Regions from separate parts of the Mus musculus genome. Here region 1 is linked to region 2. The links are chromatin loops, found by intact Hi-C in ENCODE. Cell type or tissue: left cerebral cortex. All regions are shown on one strand. Links, peaks and the distances in the headings refer to the core of each region. The heading gives the core; the rest is flanking DNA. Region 1 overlaps Gm10851 (a long non-coding RNA gene). Region 2 overlaps Gm31990 (a long non-coding RNA gene).

Region 1 (10,665 bases), core at 831-8,830, 110 kb after region 2:
AATTCTGGTAAACAGGCATAGTATTAAACCAATCCCTAATTAGGCATCCTTATTCTCATAGATAACCATCTCCCAACTGCCGTCAGAGGCTTCTTAGGTTCAGGTAATAGGAGACTATAGGCTGCTCACCCCTAAATGTCTCATCATTCACCGCCTCCCAAGGGTTGGGGACAATTGCAAAACAGGGGTGAGAAAGGCTGTGTGAGCCAGAGGCAGCTGTTGACTACCAGGAAAGTGGCTGTGGGACACAGCAGGGGCAATTGCACATACAACTTTACAGTAGTTGAGACGGCTTGCATAAGACCTGCACAAGCTCAAGCCCAGCTTCCCCAGCATGTAGAAAGAATGGGGGCGTGTAATCAAACCCCCAGATAAAGATCTACTGGACAAACGGTAGCTGCGGGAGAGGGAAAGTTCATTTTCTTTGAGTGCAGGGCTCCTGGATGGTCAACCATGCTCCAGTGGAAGGCTATGTATGCAAGAGAACATGGGTAGTGGCAGCTATACTCAATGTGTTTGGAGAGGGAGGGGAGGAGGAGGGGGAGGGAGGGGGAAGGGGATGGGGAGGAGAGGAGAGGAGGGGAAGGGAGGGGAAGGGGAGGGGAAGTAGAGGGGAGGGGAAGGGGAGGAGGAGAGACAGAGGATACAAAGTTGGATGGATGAGTAAGAGAGATATGGGTGGATCTGAGAGGAGTAGGGAAGGGTGAATATGATCAAAATTGTATGTGTAAAATTATCATAGAACCAATGAAGAATGAGAAAAAAGAAACTGTCCTAAACCAGAAAGGGGGGGGGGGGTTGGCGGCTAGGGAATGAAATGCCTCTATTTTCTAGGAATTATAACCATGTAAAGAACAGCTTGTAGGCTGGTCGGTGGTGGCGCACGCCTTTAATCCCAGCACTTGGGAGGCAGAGGCAGGCGGATTTCTGAGTTCGAGGCCAGCCTGGTCTACAAAGTGAGTTCCAGGACAGCTAGGGCTACACAGAGAAATCCTGTCTTGAAAAAAACCAAAAAAAAAAAAAAAAAAAAAAGAACAGCTTGTATTTCTCTCCTCTCTAGATACTCGTTTATATTATGCCTAGAAACAAAAGAGATGCAGCTGGTGTGTGCACAGAGCACACAGAGATGCTGAGCCAAGGTTATCCTCAAATTCCTAACCCCCCTGCTTCCACTTCCCACCGTCAGGATTGCAGGAAGACACCACCAGGCCCTGTCTCATTTCTATTTGTTTCTTTGTTGCTGTTTGCTTTTATCCTTGATTTGTTTGTTGTTTTCTTGTTTATTTTGGAACGAACTGAGACAGAATGTCACTTTGTTGCAGACTGACCTTGAACTCACAGCAGGTTTCCTGCCTGAGTCCCAAGTGTGGATCACACGCCTGAGCCACCACATCCAGCTTCAGGCTTCTGCTCTTGTCCAAGTCAGCAGGGCATCCAACATCCTAGGTTAAAAAACAAGCCCAACAAGGCCAGGGCCTTAGCTGGCAAGTCCAGGACAGCTCTAGGCCAATGGACCCGGGAGAGGATCCCAGGCTTATCCAGCAGAACCTGAGCTGGATGCCGGTGGCCCCTGCCTGTGTGGTATGATGTCCTCAGCCAGGTGCACCCAACATTGTGAGGCAGAGGGAAATGGACTTGTTTATTGTTTACTGACCAATGACATTTCTAAGAACTCTGAGGCTGGATTAAGAAACAAGTTAAAGGGAGATGGGCTGGCTGGCGGGCCGGTCAGCGAAGTGTCAGTTTCTTCTTGTAAACAGGCCTAGGTCAGTAAAAGGATCTGACTGAGATGTGTTAGACCAGCATGAACCACACGAACGTTTCAGGTTTCGAATGAGCATATGAAGATAACAGAGGTCACTAGAAATACGGGAGCTTCAGAGAAAGGTCAACCTGGTCACATCTGAGGCTAACTTTTTCTGTAACTTCCTTTATGTCACCAAATCTTAGCTTATAAATTTCCTTTTTAAAGTATCTGTGTTTGGCTGTCTCCACACTGATTTTCTTTCTTTCTTTCTTTCTTTCTTTCTTTCTTTCTTTCTTTCTTTCTTTCTTTCTTTCTCTCTCTCTCTCTCTCTCTCTCTCTCTCTCTCTCTCTCTCTCTTTCTTTCTTTCTTTCTCTTTAAAAAAAAAAGCCTCACTTTGAAGCCCAGGCTGGAGTTGAACTCACAATCATTCCAGCTCAGGCTCCCAGACCTTAAATGCCTAACCTAGGCCCAGGGAGACAGGAAGAGAAGGAGGGGATAGGGCTGAAAATGGTCTTAGGAAGCTTGGACTTCGGGAACTCCGAAGTTTCAAAAGCCTATGCCAAGCCCAGTGCCTGTCTGTCTGTCTGTCTGTCTGTCTGCTTGTGGATCAGGATACTCCGGTACTGCTCCAGCTCCCCATGTACTGCCACGCTCCCTGCCATGAGGATAATGAGTTAAACTTCTGAAACTGTAAGCAAGTCCCCAGTTAAATGCTTTTTAAAAAAAATAAATAAAGGGGGAACAAATACTCACAGGAGGAAATATGGAGTGTGGAGCAGAGACTGAAGGAAAGGCCATCCAGAGACTGCCCCACCTGGGGAATCCATCCCATATACAGACACCAAACCCAGACACTATTGTGGATGCTGGGAAGTACTTGCTGACAGGAGCCTAATATGGCTGTCTCCTGAGAGGCTCTGCCAGAGCCTGACAAATACAGAGGGGGATGCTTGCAGCCAACCATTGGACTTTGTATGGGGGTCCCTGACGGAGGAGTTAAAGAAGGAACTGAAGGAGCTGAGGGGGTTTGCAGCCCCGTAGGGGGAGCAACAGTGTCAACCAGCCAGACCCCCCCCCCCACTGGAGCTCCCTGGGACTGGACCACCAACCAAAGAATATACATGGAAGGACCCTTGGTTCCAGCCACATATGTGGCAGAAGATGGATGGCCTTGTTGGACATCAGTGGGAGGAGAGGCCCTTGGGCCTGAGGGTGTTTGATGCCCCAGTGTAGAATGGCAGGAAGAAAAGATGGGAGTGGGTGAGTAGGGGAGCACCCTCATAGAGGCAGGGGAATGGGGGATGGAATAGGGAGGTTCTGAAGGGGACACATGGAAAGGGAAAAACATTTGAAATGCAAATAAAGAAAATATTCAATAAAAAAAAATAGCAAAAAGTAAAATAAAATAAAGAGTTGCCGCCGAGTGGTGGTGGTGCACGCCTTTGATCCCAGCACTTGGGAGGCAGAGGCAGGCGGATTTCTGAGTTCAAGGCCAGCCTGGTCTACAGAGTGAGTTCCAGGACAGCCAGGGCTATACAGAGAAACCCTGTCTCGAAAAACCAAAGCCTTGGTCATGGTGTCTCTTCACAGCAGTAGAACAGTGACTAAGACCCTAACCTTAAACATTGATCCTCCTGCCTCTACTTTCCAAGTGCTGAGGTCATAGACATGTTTATTCAATGCTGGGTATGGAACTCACAGCTAACTAGACAGATACAAAGTGAGTTATCTCTCTCCCAGCCCCCACCTCAGCTTTTTTGGATGAATGAGTGTTTTCATTCTGTTCCCCACAGGTTACAAGGAGACTTTAAAAGAGTTGCTAATGGTTTGATGTCTGAACAGGTGACCCATGGTGTATGCTCCCATTCAGTGTGCTGGAAATTGGGTTTCTCAGGACTTGACCACAAAGGAACCCATTCCCACTGACTCCTGGGTGTCTTGAGGGAACTGAGAAACCTGTTGGCAGAGGCTCTGTCAGGTCTGCTGGTGACAGGGCATGGCACTGGGACATCCAGATGTTTCACTAGGGAAACACCTGGATGATGTAAACACAGAAGGGGAGAGTCACATCACCCACATCCAGGATGAGCTAACCTGGGAGACCTCGGGATGCAAGGGATAAAAGAGAGGCACTGAAGGTGCTTGGCTTTCTCAGACCTGCAGCTTCCAGTAGAAGCCACACTGAGATAAGACGCTTTATCAGTAAATCCCTTGGAACTTCACAAGTTTCTCTTTATCTCGAAGGGTCATCTGGGATGTCAGAGTGCTTCTCCAGGCCAGAAAGAGAGGAGAGGAGAAAGGCCTGAGGCCCTGTGGTAGGTCAGGGCAGGTCTTCTCAAGGATAACTCCAACTACACCCAGCCCCGCCTCCCTCCCATACACAGTTTGTTTTCTTTTTTCTTTCTTTCTCTTCCTTCCTTCCTTCCTTCCTTCCTTCCTTCCTTCCTTCCTTCCTTCCTTTCTTTCTTTCTTCCTTTCTTTCTTTCTTTCTTTTTTATGAGAGAACAGTATCTCATGTAGCCAGGCTGGCCTCAAACTCACGTTATAGACAACGCTGACCCTGAGCTTCTGGTCGTATCACCTCCACATCCTGACTCTTAGATACAGTCCCCGGTTGCTTTGCTCACTTTACTGCTGGAAATAGAACCCAAAGCTTCGTGCTTGTTTTTTAAAGACTCTACCAACGGAGCTATATCCCCAGCCCTGGTTTTGTTGGAGTTTTTGTTTTTTATTTGTTCATGATACGGGGTCTCACTCTGTAGTTCTGACTAGCCTGGAACTTGCTAGAGACCAGGCTAGCCTCACATCTGCCTCTGCCTCCCAAACACTGGCAATAAAGTCATACCCAAATTGGCTTTGAGTAAGATGTAAAACCAAGCCTGTTCTTGAGTTTCTCCTGTCTCTGCCTCTTGCATGATGAGATTACAGGTCTGGGAGTTAACAGTTGCCTCTGATATTGAAACATTGAGCTCTTAAAGCAGAGAGGGAAACAAATTAAAAACTCTTGAAAACTGACCTGATTCACTAGGGCCCACCATGCCAGAGAAAGCAGAGCCGAGCTACAAAGGAGACTCCCAGACCAGACTTACTGCCTGGAAGAATCAGAAGCCAGCCCAGACACCTGGAGATTTAGAGCAACCGTGGCACCTGGAAAGGACACCCTCTGATCTGTTGAGCTGCCTGTGCAGTGTGCTCCAGGTCTATCAGTCTTTGTGAGCTGGGGTGGGCTCTGTTGATGCAGCTGTCTTTGAGTAACTTCTGCTCCTGTAAGCAACCCCTCACCAACGCTTCTGTAAGTAACCATGATAGAACTCTTGGTTCACCAGGGTGGACTATGGTGGCATCCATACTTTGGTCTGTCATGGGTTTCCTTTCTGGGGTGAGTTGATGACTGTGTTTTATCTCTCCAGGAAAAGTTTTGTCACACAACACTATCAGCTGTTAGATAACACTTAAGGATTCAGCGTCTCACTATCATTGCAAAGGTGTAACAAAGAACCCTTGCTTCCTGGATTCAAAGAAACAACGGTTGTAGATTCACAGAACGTTGGTGCCTTAGGAATTAGTGGGCATCCTACTTTCTTCTCAAGCCTTGATGTTGATCCTGCAGGAGGGAGGGAGAGCAAGGCCCAGAACTGCTTCTACTCCAAGCACAGCCCATGCCTACCTCCTTCCTCAACCTGAAGCAAAGTTTGATTCTTTTGGCTGCATCAGCCCCTTCCCCTCTGCTGAAGTGGGCCACAGAAGCCATCTGGACCATGATGCAAGCCAAGGTTGGGAAATTTACCACACTTCCTTGATGGGAACAGTCCCAGCAAATGTGCCGATGACTTCACTGAGTGAGCAAGCAGGGACTTCCTTGCGATCTCAAATCCAGGACCTCGGTGTTCCAGCAGACGGCACAGCATCTGTCCCTGACACCTAGTGGTTTTCGGGTTTCCCTCAGTGACTCAGACACTGCCACAGAGGCAAAGGTGCCCAGCTCACGCTTTCTGAGTCATCCTTCCAACTACAGAACTCTGGGCTCCAGCCAGATCCATAGCATAACAATTTGCCACTGAAATAGTTGACAATTTCCACGCATTCCAGCTCAGGAAGTGCTGGCTTGCTCTCTGCTATCCCATCCCTGCTTTGAATAGGAGGAGCTAATCTTGGCTAATAACAAATTACTACCTCCACTAAGATGCTTACTATTATGAATGCGTGTGGTACTGCATGTGTGTACATGACAAACCCACGTATGAAAAAGAACAGACTTAGAAAGATGAGTTAAGGATAAGGCTGGCACATTCCCCTAATATCAAAACTCAGAGGATGTGGCAAATGAACTGTGAGTTCTAGGACAGCCTAGGATACACACATAATTACAAGACCTCCAGGGCTACATAGAGACCCTGTCTCAAACAAAACAAAACAAAAGACAAAAAAAACCACAAAACCAACCAACCAAACAGCAGGCGTATGCCAAGGCTGGCAGATCCCGGAGTTAGAAGCCTGGTCTACAGAGCAAGTTCCAGCATAGCCAGGGCTACACAGAGAAACCCTGTTTCAAGAAAGCCTGGCTCCGGGCTGGAGAGATGGCTCAGCGGTTAAGAGCACTGACTGCTCTTCTAATCCCTGCAACTACATGGTGGCTCACAACCATCCTTAAAGAGATCTGACGCCCTCTTCTGGTGTGTCAGAAGACAGCTACAGTGTACTTACATATAACAATAAACAAATCTTTAAAAAGGAAATAAAGAAAGAAAGAAAGAAAGAAAGAAAGGAAGGAAGGAAGGAAGGAAGGAAGGAAGGAAGGAAGAAAGAAAGAAAGAAAGAAAGAAAGAAAGAAAGAAAGAAAGAAAGAAAGAAAGAAAGAGAGAAAGAAAGAAAGAAAGAGAGAGAGAAAGAGAAAGAGAGAAAGAAAGAGAAGCTCTGTCTCAAAAAGAACAATAAAAGGTCTTGTGACAACTTTCATGTCACTACAGTTCTGGGGAACTGATGCCCTCTTCTGGCCTCTAAAGACACCATAAAGATACCTAGGCACAGACACACACTACTACTACTACTACTACTACTACTACTACTACTACTACTACTATTATTATTATTATTATTATTATTATTGACAGGGTCTCTCTATATAGCCCTGGATGTCCTAGAACTCAAATATAAACCAAGCTGACCTTATACTGAAGAGATCTGCCTTCCTCTGCATCCTGACAGCAGGTATCAAAGGGATGTGCCACAATGCTCAGCTAACAGTTTTTAAAAATACAGGGCTGGAGAGACGGCTCAGTGGTTAGGAGCCCTTGCTGCTCTTCCAGAGGACCTGGGTTCATTTCCCAGCACCCACATGGCAGCTCACAACTGTCTGTGACCCTAGTTCCAGGGTCGCAGGATACTCTCACACAGAATACATGCAATCAAAACACCAATGCATATAAAATAAAAATAAGCAAATAATTAACAATATGCTAAGGCAGGAGCATTGATACAAGTTTAAAGACAACCAAGTAAACAGTGAGTTCCAGTCTAGCCTGAGCTACATGAGACATGTCTCAAAGAAACATCCACCCTTCAAACAAAAACTAGAGGAACAGAAGGGAAAGCACTTGGACCGTAGCTAGCTAAAGCTACTTTCAATAGACCACCCAGCCATCGAATGAACCATGAAGGATAGAATGACAACTGAGCTCAGCCATTTTTAGGGGATGCCACACCCTGTCTTGAGACTAAGTATCTATTTCGAGAGCTCTGGTAAACAAGGCTCTTTTGCTTAGGAGCAAAATCAGATAGCCCAGTGCAAAGGTGCCTTTCTATAATCCTAACATCCGGGATGCTGAGGTGGGAGAAGTCACTGAGAGGGTGAGGCTGCCTGGATTCATAGCTTGGGATACACAGCAAGATCCGGTCTCACACAAAACCACAAACCCTTCCATCTCAACATTCTAGAACTGAAACCTAAAAAAAAAAAAAAAAGACTGGGAAAGCCTTAAAGAAACACACAGGCAAGGGAAAGAAAAACAAGAAGAACAACCTTATATAAGTGTGTATTTGGGAGGCAGGCAAGGACAGTCCCTCTTCTGATCTCTTCTGGTCCCTCCTGGTCAGTTCTTCAGACAGATCTCAGCATCTGGGTTTTTTCTTAAACGTGAATATTGAGAGGTGGCTTTTTTGTTTATTGTTTGAGACACTGCCTCAATTGTATAGCTTTAGCTGGACTGTGTAGACCACACTGGCTTTAAACTCCCAGGGATCCACCTGTATCTGCCTCCCTAGTGCTCGGATTAAAGGTATGTGTCACCACACCTAGCTGTTTGCTTCTAAAACAGGGTGCAGTTCCCATCTGTCTGGTCTCAAACTCCCTAGAGAGTTAAGGATGATCTGAACACCTTGGCCTCTAGAGTCCTGGTATTATAGGCATGTACCACCGCTCCCAGGTCATGTAGCACCAGGGACGTCGGCCGTACCACCACTCCCAGGTCATTGTAGCACCAGGGAACCCATTGTAGCTCCCAGGGTTACCATTGTAGCCAGAACATGCATACAAGTTCTCTAGCAGCTGAGCTACCTCCCCAGCAAGATTCCATGTAATCTGTAAGCCCCTCTGCAGATCCCAATGGTCCCCTCTTCCCTTCAGTGTCACCTATGCCACCCCCCCCCGTTAAAATCAAGTCTCTCAAGCAGAGAAGATCTACTCTTCAGCGATGATGCCAGTCTTTGAGACGCCCACTGAGTCATGGTGGCTTCGTTTTAGCTACCTATAGCCTTCCACTCACTGAGATGCCGCTCTACTGGTTACCATGGATACCCATATTATACTTTTCCAGGCCCAAGAGTAAGAATGCAAAAGGTGTTCTCCCCAAGGGCCATCTAAGGCCAACATGACTTCAGGAACTCTAAAAACAAAAACAAAATACAAAAAAACAGCACTCATTACAGAGAAGCAACCAGGTGTGAATGCTGCCTTGGGTAAATCCTTCTAAGCAAAACACAAACAAAACCCACCAAACAAACAAAACTTTGATATCAAAGTTTCAGGATGGGTTCTTAGTCTGAGCTACATGAGGCCCTGACTCAAAAAGAAAAACACAGAAGGAAATTTTTATCTAAAACATTTAGCACCTCTGAAAGTTCGTGCTTCATTCTGCAGCCCAGGCTGGCCTGGAATTCATAGTTTGTAGCCTAGACTGCCCTTGACTCGTGGCAATCCTCCTGTTTCTGACTCTTGAAATAAGGGATATTAGTACCTACCCTGTAGGATAGTAGGGGCAGGGGCAGGCCTGTTTGTGTATTTGTGTGTGTACATCTTTTAAAGGCAAGATCTCACGTAGCCCAGCCTGGTCTCTAACTTGCTATGAAGCTAAGACTGGCCTTGAATTCCTGATCTCTTGACTACCTGCTAGGATTATACATATATACGATCATACCCAGATATCCCTAGGGTAATACCAAACCAAAACCCAGGGACCACAGAGCTGATGCAGACCAGCATCTCTCTCCTGACTTTTCAGGGAAGTAGACTCTGTGTTATCTTCTAGGTAATAAGTACTCAGGTCAAATTCATCCTTAAGACACAGCTCTGAGCCGGGCAGTGGTGGCGCACGCCTTTAATCCCAGCACTCGGGAGGCGGAGGCAGGCAGATTTCTGAGTTCGAGGCCAGCTTGGTCTACAAAGTGAGTTCCAGGACAGCCAGGGCTATACAGAGAAACCCTGTCTTGAAAAACCAAAAAAATAAAAATAAAAATAAAAAAATAAAAAAAAATAAGACACAGCTCTGCAGATCTAATCTGCTTTGAGGAGGGGAAGGGTTAGAAAGCTGGGGACAGGGTAGGAAACAATGAACAGCTGCTGATATCACGATGCCGTTGTATTTGTTAAACCCATAGTCAGGATCATACTTCCTGGTGAGGTGGAGATGGGACATCCTTCCTTAGTGCTGGGCAGTCCTTTTCCACCTGTACATAGAGCAGCAACACACCTTAAAGAGCGAACCTTCCAGACCAAATGATAAATCGACGCAGAACCCTGCAGACTATATCACTTTTTGCAAGGTCATCTACCTATCTATCATCTATCTATCTACCTATCTATCATCTATCTATCTATCTATCTATCTATCAGGATAAATTCTTTTATGGATACACAAAGGCTTGGGGTACGCAAGATGAAAACTGAGTTTTAGGCACCCATCTCTCTCTCCTGTGAATGTGAACTTCTAGCTCAATCTGATTCCTGGACAGAACCCTATAATTTTTCAGTAATGAATCTCAAATTTGGCTCCTATAAGTTTATATCCCCCGAGGCAAAAGCAAGACCAACACAACCTCCTGTTTACCCAGCCTTCCAAATACTAGCAGATCGAAATCATGAGCCTCTCCTATCCTGCCCTTATCTTGCATCCCCACTGCTTACAAGGAAGCCTCACATGACATTTCCACTCTCACCGGCTCAGCAACTCTTCCTGTCCTCTTAGCTAAGTGTTGTGTGTAGTCACAGATGCAATGCATTCTAGGTCCTATGAACTAAGATGGTAATGGGCAGCCTCAGGGGTTCTCAGAGCCTTACCCTAAAGCTAGCTTTGGCTTCCTCGTTTCTGGACCAAAGCGATCATCTAGATCGGAAGCATTCTTCTCACAGCAGCTTCCGTGAGTTATTTACACAAATGCCCAGCAGAACATCGCGTCCGTGATCAGGGGGGTTGGCATACTCTGCTGCCAAGCAATTGTACTACTGTCGAAGATTAAAAACACTCTGTGCTCTTAGGCAATCGCCCAAGTTCAAGGTTTCAAAATTTAAAAGAGAGAGAGAGAGAGAGAGAGAGAGAGAGAGAGAGAGAGAGAGAGAGAGAGAGAGAGAGAAAGGAAAAATAGATTTTTAAAATAGACCTGTCCTTGTAACTGTTTTTCTTTTGTGGGTTTGCAAGCCCACCCC
Region 2 (10,665 bases), core at 1,268-9,267:
AATTTTCAATTCATTTCAGTTTTCCTTTTCTCCTCCTCTTCGTCTCCCTTGTCTCCCTTATCCCCCCCCCCAACTACACTTCTCCCCTTCTTTCTCTTCTTCTTTTAAGACAGGGTCTCAAGTGTCCCAAGCTGGTCTTGAACTCACTATGTAGCTGAGGTTGACCTTGAACTTCATATTCTTCTGCCTCCACCTCTTGAGTGCTGGGACTACAGGCATGTAGTACAACTGGTTTATGTAGTAGTGGGGCCAGAACCCAGGGCCTCATGCATGTTGAACACTCTACCAACTGAGCTACCCAGTCCCAGCCCCAGCAACAGAATCTTGAGGAAAGACTTGGATTTCCTACACTGATCAGGCTTGCCTAGGCATACTTAGAAAGTGGGAGGTTTGTGTACGAGTGCTTTACCTACATGTATGTATATACACTACGTGCATGGCTGGTCCTGTGGAGACCAGAAGAAGTCACTGGATTCCCCAAGACTGGAATTACAGATGATTGTGAGCTGCCATGTGGGTGCTGGGATGCAAACCGGGACCCTATGGAAGAAGAGCTGGTACTCTTAACCACCGAAGCTCTCAATCCAGTTCTAAAAAGTGGGACTTTTGATGTTTTGTGAAGTGATATTTCATTGCATCTCAGCTGTTATTCACAGTTTCTGTGTGTGTTGGTAATGTGAACCAGCACTTCCTCCATTTTTCTGCGTATCTACTTTAGCCAATGAGCATGAGAGAGGAGCCTTTCATGATGGAGGGCATAATTTTATGCAAGTCGACGGTCTTAGTCAGGGTTTCTATTCCTGCACAAACATCATGACCAAGAATCAAGTTGGGAAGGAAAGGGTTTATTCGGCTTACACTTCTATACTGCTGCTCATCACCAAGGAAGTCAGGACTGGAATTCAAGCAGGTCAGAAAGCAGGAGCTGATACAGAAGCCGTGGAGGGATGTTCTTTACTGGCTTGCTTCTCCTGGCTTGCTCAGTCTGCTCTCTTATAGAACCAAGACTACCAGCCCAGGGATGGTCCCACCCACAAGGGGCCTTTCCCCCTTGATCACTAATTGAGGAAATGCCTTACAGTTGGATCTCATGGAGGCATTTCCTCAACTGAAGCTCCTTTCTCTGTGATAACTCCAGCTGTGTCAAGTTGACACAAAACTAGCCAGTACATCAACTCTCTGCTCCTCCCTGTTTCAGAGATGGCTGCATCTGGTGCAGTGCCAGTCTCGTCCCATAGACAAGATGGTGAAAATCGGTGTGAGTGGACTTGGCAGTATTGGGCACCTGGTTACCAGGGCTGCCTTCTGCCCTGCAGCTGGCAAAGTGGAGATTGTTGCTATCAACAACCCCTTCATTGACGTCAATTATATGGTCTACATGTAGCAGTATGGCTCTACCCATGGCAAACTCAACAGCACAGTCAAGGCTGAGAATGGGAAGCTTGTCATCAATGGGAAACCCATCACCATCTTCCAGGAGCAAGACCCTCTAACATCAAATGGGGTGATGCTGGTGCTAAGTATGTAGTGGAGTCTACTGGTGTCTTCACCACCATGGAGAAAGCTGGGGCCCACTTGAAGGGTGGGGACTAAAGGATCATCATCTCTGCCCCTTCTGCCAATGCCCCCATGTTTGTGGTGGGTGTGAACCATGAGAAATATGACAACTCACTCAAGATTGTCAGAAATGCATCCTGCACCACCAACTATTTAGCCCCCCAGCCAAGGTCATCCATAACAACTTTGGCATCATGAAAGGGCTCATGACCACAGTTCATGTTATCGCTGCCACTCAGAAGACTGTGGCTGGCTGGCTCCTCTGGAAAGCTGTGCCTTGATGGCCATGGCACTGCCAAGAGCATCATCCCTGCATCCACTAGTGCTGCCAAGGCTGTGGGCAAGGTCATCCCAGAGCTGAACAGGAAGCTCGCTGGCATGGCCTTCCATGTTCCTACCCCCAATGTATCCGTTGTGGATTTGACATGCCGCATGGAGAAATCTGCCAAGTATGATGACATCAAGAACGTACTGAAGGAGGCATCTGAGGGCCCACTGAAGGGCATCCTGGGCTACATTGAGGACCAGGTTGTCTTCTGAGACTTCAACAGCAACTCCCACTCTTCCACCTTTGATGCTGGGGCTGGCATTGCTCTCAATGACAGCTTTGTAAAGCTCATTTCCTGGTATGACAATGAATGCAGCTACAGCAACAGGGTGGTGTACAACCAACCTCATGGTCTACATGGCCTCCAAGGAGTGAGAAACACTGGACCACCCACCCCAGCAAGGACACTGAGAGCAAGAGAGAGGCCCTCAGTTGCTGAGGAGTCCCTGTCCCAACTCGGCCCCCAACACTGAGCATCTCCCCCACAATTTCCATCCTAGACCCTCATAATAACAGGAGGGGCCTGGGGAGCCCTCCCTACTCTCTTGAATACCATCAATAAAGTTTGCTGCAACCCCCCCCCCACTTCTCTCCCCCAAAAAACATGGCTTTCTCAGAGAAACACTGGAGAAATGCATCCTCAGGAGAACGGCCTTTCATGGAGTGTTAAAGAGAGCTAGCCAGAGGTAGAAATGCTATGATCTGAAAACTTAAGAGTCCTGAAGATATTGCCTAATGATGAAGGGTACTTGAGATTTTGTTTTGGTTTTTGGTTTTTGCACACACCCTTCCAAGACCTAGGTTCGATTCCCTGCACCCACATGGCAGTTGACAACTGTCAGTAATTCCAATTCCAAGGGATCCAATGCCTTTCAAAGGCACTGGATACGCACATTGTACACATACATATTTGCAGGCATAACTCTCATACACATAAAATAAATTTTAAATACTGCTTTAAAAAAGAAAAGAAGCTCACTGTATGTAAAGAAATGAAGAATACTGGAGAAGGGATAAATGCAGGTAAATAAAATCTTTTATTTTGCTTATCTATGGATCTGATGGACCAGGGAAATTAGCAATGGTGGTGATATAAGGGATGGAAGACAGACACAAGAAATTCTGTGTGGATAAAGTACTTGTTCTGCCTGTGAAGTGGCAGGATGTTATCTGAAAGTAAACTTGCAGTGTATGCTGTAGTCTCAAAGTCTTATTTTATATTGTTTGTATTAGCGTATGTTAGTTGCCTAATAATGGATTTCATCATGACATTGTCACATGTATCTAATTTCGATCACATCTGCATCCCATTATCTCCTTTTGTCCCCTCCTGTTCTTACTGGTCCCCGCCTCTTCTCAGCTACTGTCTAACTGAAAGCCAAATTAAAATTTAAAAAAGAGCCAAGCATGATGGTGCACGCTCTTTTAACCCCAGCACTTGGGAGGCGGTGACAAGTGAATGAGTTCAGGGCTGCCCTGGCCTGCATGGTGAGCTCCAGGCCAGCAGAAGCCCCATAGTGAGATCGTGTGTCTCAAAACAAACAAACAACAGATAAAAGTAAAGCAAAACAAAAAATGTTAATAGATTAAAAGTAAAGAGATGATAGAGAGATGGCTCCGTGGTTAAGTCTCAGGTTCAAATCCCAGTATCCACCTGGCAGCTCACAACCATAAACTCCAGCCCCAGGACATCTGGAATCCCTCTTCTGGCCTCTGCAGGTACTGCACCACACATGATGCGCAAACATGCATGCAGTCATAACACCTGTACACACAAAAAATAAATCTGTAAATGACTTTTAAAAGAACTTAGAACAGGCACAGGGGTGATCAGCAGGGGATGATAGATTTAAAACATGATATCTGCTCTCAGAGTATAGTTTGCCAGTTCCTCAAAATAAAAACACCAAATTAGTATTTGATCCGTCTATCCCGCTTCTAGGTTTATTACCCAAAACTGACAAATAAAGGCAGGAACTGTAATCCTTCTGTATAGTTCATGGCATTGTTCACCATCGCCTTAAAGTAGAAACAGCCCAGATGCCTGCTAATGAATGAGAGGTTAAGCAAAACGGGGCACATAATGTGCAGCAAGACATTATTCAAGCTTAAAGAATCTGATGTGTGCTGTATTATCTAGGGTTTCTACTGCTGTGATAAGACATTGTGACCAGGGCAACTTAGAGAAGGAAAAAGAAATGGGCTTATGGTTTCAAAGGGTTAGAGTTCATGATGGTGAAGCAAGAGCATAGTAGCAAGAGTATCTAAGAGCTCACCTTTCAAAACCACAAACTGGCCAGGAAGCAGAGAGACAGAGAGAGGGTCTCAAGGACAAGATCAATCTCTGGAGGCAACGGTTCTGTAGCCTTCTTCCTCCAGCCAGCTCCGCCCCTCTGCCAGCCTGATGGGCCACTAAGCCTCAGATGGATCGTGAGTTAATCCACTGATAAGTTGGTGCCAGTGAACCCAGGGGTTCACAAATCTCTAGTTTTCACTGGGATTAGCATGGACTCCATTCTTATTTTTTTACAAAGATTCTGGGGAATCCATCCCAGGTCCCCACACTTAGAAGACAAGTGTTCTTGAGCTACTTCCTCAGCCCTGGATCCATTTGATCAGGGTCAGACTGTGGTGTCTCCAGTTGGGATATTTGGTACTGACAGCTTTTGCACGGCTAGGAAGTTTAGCTCCCACTTCCCGCTGTGCTCCATATTCTCCTGCACCATTCATTCTGCCTGAAGACTATTCTGTGCCTTTCCATGTGGGAGCTGTGTGTATGTGTGGGTGGGTGACATGACAGAGCAGCTCATAAAACAGAATAAAAGTTTCTTTAGCTTTACTTTTTCAAAGCCTGTGTCCTTGTGGGAACATCAAGAAGGCAGGACATCTGGAAGGCAGCTGGCTACCTCTACTTAATGCCTACTAATCAAAAAAATAAATAAATAAAAATAAAGCAATCTTTAGGCTGGAGGGGGAAAAAGAGATAAGGACACGCAGAAAAATGGAATGAACACATATGTATGCATTCAGACATAGAAAAATGGGATGTTTCACACGCATATGATTGAACCAAGCCCGTAAGTTTGGTAACAACAGAATAAAAGATGATTTTGCCAAGTCATTCGCTTACTTTGGGAATTTTTCCCCCTTTTGAGTAGATGCCTGCGGAGTTGTCTAGGGTTCGTTACTTAATTTTTATGTTCTTGGTAATGGTAGATGTTACAAAATCCTAATGTTCTTAGGATTAGTAGACATTATAAAAGCCTGATTATTTGTGTGAGAGAAAAGGACAAGTGGGTCTTTGCTGGAGGCTCCTGTAGTCTGTCCCATCAGGTGATGGGCGCTTGCCTCTGGTAAGGATCTGTGATGGTTGGCAACTTAACAGGATCTAGAACCACCTAAGAGACAAGCCTTCATCTGAGCACAGCTAGCCTACTCAGACAGCGATTCTGACCTCTGACTTCTATCTGTGGCTCTGTCTCCTCCCAAGAGCCTCGTGGTCTTTTCCATTCTGAGAGCCGGTGTAGGAGGGGGTGAGACTCAAGTATAGCAAGTTGTTCTAGAGTGACTAGGAGTGATACAAACACACTCCATCTGCCAGGAATAGATGCCACAGTCACAATTATCACAGAGGATGTGAGGAAATAACTGTACAGCCAGAAGAGGATCTCAAAGATGCTGGTGAGCATTCCAGACAGTTGTCATGGCCCATCCTTGGCAATTAATGCGACTTATCATCTCAATAGTATTTTTTTTTTTTTTGGTTTTTCGAGACAGGGTTTCTTTGTGTAGCCCCAGCTGTCCTGGAACTCACTCTGTAGACCAGGCTGGCCTCGAACTCAGAAATCTGCCTGTCTCTGCCTCCCAAGTGCTGGGATTAAAAGTGTGCGCCACCACGCCTGGCTCAATAGGATTTTGAATCACCACGTGTGGGCATGTCAGTGGTGATTTCTGAACTGGGTTACCTGAGGTGAGAGGACCCACCCTAAATGTAGGTATGTAGCATCAACCCATGAGCTGGTGGTCTCAGAATAAATACAAAGAAAGTTAGCTGATCACTATATTCGTGGATCTCTGCTTCCTGACTGTGTACCCAGTGTGACCAGCTACCCTATGCTCCTACTCCCATGCCCTCCCTACCTTCAGATAAGGTGACAAATATCTGTTGGCCCTTCTGCTATTGATTTGGGACCACACACATTTTCTAGGGACAGAACCCAAGCCAGCTTTGCCATCTGATGGTATCAGTTATGAGAGACAGATGTATGGAATGCAAATCAAAACAAAATATCATAGCAACTACTGCATATAGCATACTAGATTCACCTCAGGTGAGTAAAACCGAGTGTTTCCATCTGGTAGTGACAAGAGAGTTACTAGGGGGCTGGAGAGATGGCTCAGTGGTTAAGAGCACTGGCTGCTCTTCCAGAGGTCCTGAGTTCAATTCCCAGCAACCACATGGTGGCTTACAACTCTCTGTAATGGGATCTGGTGTGACTAAAGACAGCGATAGTGTACTCACATACATAAAATAAATAAATCTTAAAAAAAAATGTTAAAGTGTGCACCACCATCACCTGGCTTTAAGAGAGAGAGAGAGAGAGAGAGAGAGAGAGAGAGAGAGAGAGAGAGAGAGAGAGAGAGGAAAGTTACTATGGAGGAAGTGACAGCAGAAGTGGGGCTCAGTTCATGAGTGGGATGTCTCCAGAGCTGGGTATTTTAAATGCCCGAGGCAGCTGAGCAAAGAAATCCCAGTGTGAAGTAAATTAGTCAGATGCAGCTACCCTGTGAGCTTCTGGGCGATGGTGGGCCATATGGGAAGGCTCTGGAACCTGTAGCCTATCCTATCTGGTTACTGGTGGCTTTTATAGCCATCTGCAAAGCCTAGATCCCTCCCAGACACCAGTCCTTATCAGCCTTTTCTGCACACACTCATCTTTCCAGGGTCAGGCAAAGTGTGTAATTTATCATAAGAAAGCCAGCGCCTCCCCTGAAGAAGCACCCAGAGATGTCACAGCTGGTGACTTCATTTATGTACTGCTAAATATCACAGGTCCTGTCAAACAGCTGGAAACTTTGCTCAGCTCCTGTCATCCACAGGAGTTGGTTAATGGTTAGTTTCTAATTGCTGCCTCAAGCTGACTGGTGGGAGGCTCTCTGTGAGTCAGAGCTCTGACATTCCAGGAGGTCACTGGGGAGGCACTCCCCCAACCCCAAACGTGACCCTAGGCATGCGGGCCAGCAAGCCAGGGAAAAGAGAGCTTTCCTCCCTTCCAACCAATCTTGTGGGGAAATGAACCAGAGTCCTATTGCCAAAATAGAATGCTAGGAAAAAAGAAAAAAATAAACTCTGCTAAGCCCATTGTTTAAAAACAGATGCCATTTCCCCAAGCTAATGGAAACACCCAGGAATGGCTGTGCAGAAAAGGACATTTCAGTCCTTCTAAATTCTCAATATTTTGAAATGCAAATATCCCATATATGCATGCATTCACAACAGCATAACATTAAGCTAGAACTATTATTTTTACAAGAAGGCAGATCAGGAAGTTAAATGTGGGCTGGGGATATAGATAGCTTGTATAGGATTGCAGAGTAGTATAGGATACTTGTCTGCTGCACACAAGCTTCGGGTTTGATCCCTAGCACTACATAGCACTGAGAAACCTGTGTGTGCCTGTAATTGCAGTAGCTGGAGGTGGAGGCAAGCAGACCACAAGTTCAAGGGTCACCCTTGCTACGTAGTAAGTGTGAGGCCAGCCGAGGTTATGTAAGACTTTGTCTCAAAAAAAAAAGAAAAAAGAAAAAAGAAAAGGAGAGAGAAAGTGAAAAAGAAATGGTAGCTGTTCACATAGACATGAATACAAAATCCAAATACACATAAATATAGGCTTTATAGTGGTGTATATACCTTCATTTAAAAGGGGAAAGTACTTAAGGATAAAATCAACAGGGGCTAGGGAGATGACTCAGTGCTTGCTGAGCACAAAAAGATCTGAGTTCCCATCCCAACATCCACATCAAAACCTGCTGTGGTAGCTTTGCACTTCTGTAACCCCAGCTGTGGAGGTGCATCCTGCCTCAAGAATTCAGACGGAGAACAACTGAGGAAGACTCACGATGTCAACGTCAGGCATAGCACCGTGCTCACCCACACATACGTGTGTGTGCCCACACATGGGCAACACCACACAAAATCAAAATAAGTACATACTAAAAAATTAAGAATAAAAAAGTTATCAGTTACCCTATTGTTACCATCTTGATATGATGTATACAGATTAGTGATCCACTAATAGCAATAGTAACAGAAATTAATTATCGATGGCTAACGCCAGACTGCATTGAGACTTCACATGCTAACTCCTTTAATTCACACCCCGGCCCTGGAACGGGAGTTTTGCTACTCACTTTCCTTTGACTGGTGAGGAACTTTCCAGAACATGCCTGTCTTGGTTCTCCCAGATAAAGTCAGGTCTTGGGTTCAAATCTGTCCAATTTATGAAACTGATTTTAGCCCTGGCATTTTACCATGCCCTGCAATGGTGTCTTGCATCCACTTACTCAAACCTCTCCTCCATAGCTTTGTGAAAACTCTAGGCTAAGCACTTAGAGGTCAGAAATGCTCTCTGCCCTCAGCAAGCCTTTGGTCTGCAGGTCAATAGCGGCATTATCTTTTAAATTGCCAGGTAGATAACAATTTTATTCATAATTAGCTTCAAACTGGAGTCCACCCAAATGTCCCTCGGAGTGAAGAGATTAAAATAAACTGGCATATGTTAGGGGATACCTCCTACCCACCAGCTTAAAAAACAACAACAAATACACGCAGCAACTTGGATGAATCTCAGAAGGAAACCTACTCTTGCTCTGTTCTCCTATGGTGCCATACCGTGTAGTATGAAACATTGTAGCGCTATGGAGCAAGTGGCGGCTGCCAGGAGCTGGGGAGAGAGGAGGCACAGCCTCTGGGAGGATTGATGAGTGAGTCTAACAGGGATATGGAAACTCTGGGCTTTGATCTGAGAGTTGCTGGGAAAATCTCTCCATGGTAAAGCTGCATAGAACTACGCATGGGTACACCAGAACACATAGAGAGTACATATAAAACAAGGTCAGTCTCCTAGTTGCAGGGGATCTTTGCTTTCCTCTGGCCTGTGGATACTACATATATGTAGGGAGATGGGGGGGGGGAGCAGGGAGAAAGAGAGAGACAGAGAAAGACAGAGAGAGAGGAAGGGGGAAGGGGGAGAGAGAGACAGAGAGAGACAGAAAGACAGAGAATGAATAATAAACAACCTGGGGGCTAGAGCGATGGCTGAGTGGTTAAGAGCACTGACTCTTCTTCCAGAGGACTCTGGTTCAAATCCCAGCCCCCACATGATAGCTCACAACTGTCTGTAATGCAGAATCTGACCCCCTCACACAGATATACATGCAGGCAGAACACCAATGTACATTTGAGAAGTAGAAAATAAACAACCTAAAGTTATACTTTAAATTAATAATAATTATGCTGGTAGTCTTATCTATAAGAGGCTATTTAGCCCTGCCAATCTGCAGGTTCTCAGCTAAGGCTGCTGCTCTGAAAGAGCCAAGCTTTCATCAGCAGAAGTCAAGTGAGATGCTCATAGGTGATGTGTGCACTTAACTGTTACTGTCCTACTAGACTCTCAAATATCCGTGCCTACACATGAAATGTTTCCCCAGTGCAATCTGGGGCCTACATACATGTGAGGCTGTGTGATCTTCTACATCACCATCCTGGGGGGTTAGGTGTTTGTTTTGGTCTTGATTGGGGGTGGGGCGGTGTTGATAGTTAGACTAGCAGCTCACTTATGCTAAGCACTCATGTTTAGTACTCATTGCCTTAAACTTTTTGTAGACCTTGTAAACTTTTTGTGTCCTTGAGCTCCAGCCAAGATTAAAGGCACACACCACCACACCTTGCCAGCCCTTGGTTTTTGGGACAAATCTCATTACCTTATCTCAGACTGCCTTGGAACTTGGCATTGTCGCCCTTGCTGGCCTCAAAAGCTCAATCCACTCACCCCTGCCTCTGCAGTGCTGGGTTAGAGGCGGACACCATTATGACCAGATTGAGATTGTCAACCATTTGTCCATTTGTCGCTTAAAGTGTAGCACTTTTATTAAATATACCTTTTCTAAGTTATGCCTTAGCTATACTTCCAACCCATGCATGCAAATAAATAGCAACCCCTCCCCTCCCCGTGCTAGTCATTCATTTGCTGTGTTTGTTTGTTTGTTTGTTTGTGGCCTTTTGCAGCCCTGGCTGGCTTGGAACTTGTTAGGTGGAACAAGCTGGCCTTGATTGAACTCACAGAGATCTGCCTACCTCTGTCTCCCAAGTGCTGCGATTATAAATTTGCACCCCACTGTTGCCATTTGTGGGGTTATTTAAATAACATGCCACTCACAATCCTGATCAAAAGGCCAACACTTCTAAAAGCAAAGGTAACCCTTGGCCAGAGACGTTCTCTAAGTGATCAAACATTTCTCTATTTCTGGTCCTGTTCTTTCTCACTGGGCAACTGTCACTGGGTACTTCTCTGGGTTGAGAAATTGAAGTTTCATTTCTTCAAAGGACAGGATTCTCCCATGTACATACAAAAAATATTTCCCTGTATGCTGATATAATCCCTCCATTCAAAGCACAGGATCCAAACTAAAGCTTCCTTCCCATTCCTCCCTATCCATAGGCACTCTAAGAGACCACATGAGGAACTGGGGGGAGGGGGGAGGGGGAGGTTGCTGTGTGG

What was found. Peaks named below come from ENCODE experiments on the same cell type or tissue, not always from the same donor. Only the 100,000 strongest peaks of a DNase experiment are listed, where the experiment ranks them.
Region 1: a loop joins it to region 2, with 5 times the contacts of the local background. A loop is called at or near these places in 4 of 42 quality-filtered maps.

What each region holds. Positions count from the first base shown.
Region 1 is chr2:11,524,686-11,535,350 of GRCm38, forward strand. It overlaps Gm10851 (a long non-coding RNA gene), which reads left to right. Exons shown (of 3, transcript XR_865972.3): 2 at 4,777-5,040; 3 at 5,159-5,288. It also overlaps a transcript of Pfkfb3 not described here. Among named protein-coding and RNA genes, the nearest start is that of Gm10851, 8.4 kb to the left of the region's middle. In left cerebral cortex, for the core only: no CTCF peak of the experiment used is centred there; a DNase peak (open chromatin) is centred at 5,669.
Region 2 is chr2:11,418,979-11,429,643 of GRCm38, forward strand. It overlaps Gm31990 (a long non-coding RNA gene), which reads right to left. Exons shown (of 3, transcript XR_865971.1): 3 at 3,549-3,650. It also overlaps the pseudogene Gm13296. Among named protein-coding and RNA genes, the nearest start is that of Gm31990, 23 kb to the right of the region's middle. In left cerebral cortex, for the core only: a CTCF peak has its summit at 3,594 (motif pointing left); DNase peaks (open chromatin) are centred at 4,644, 5,455, 6,656, 7,074 and 2 more places.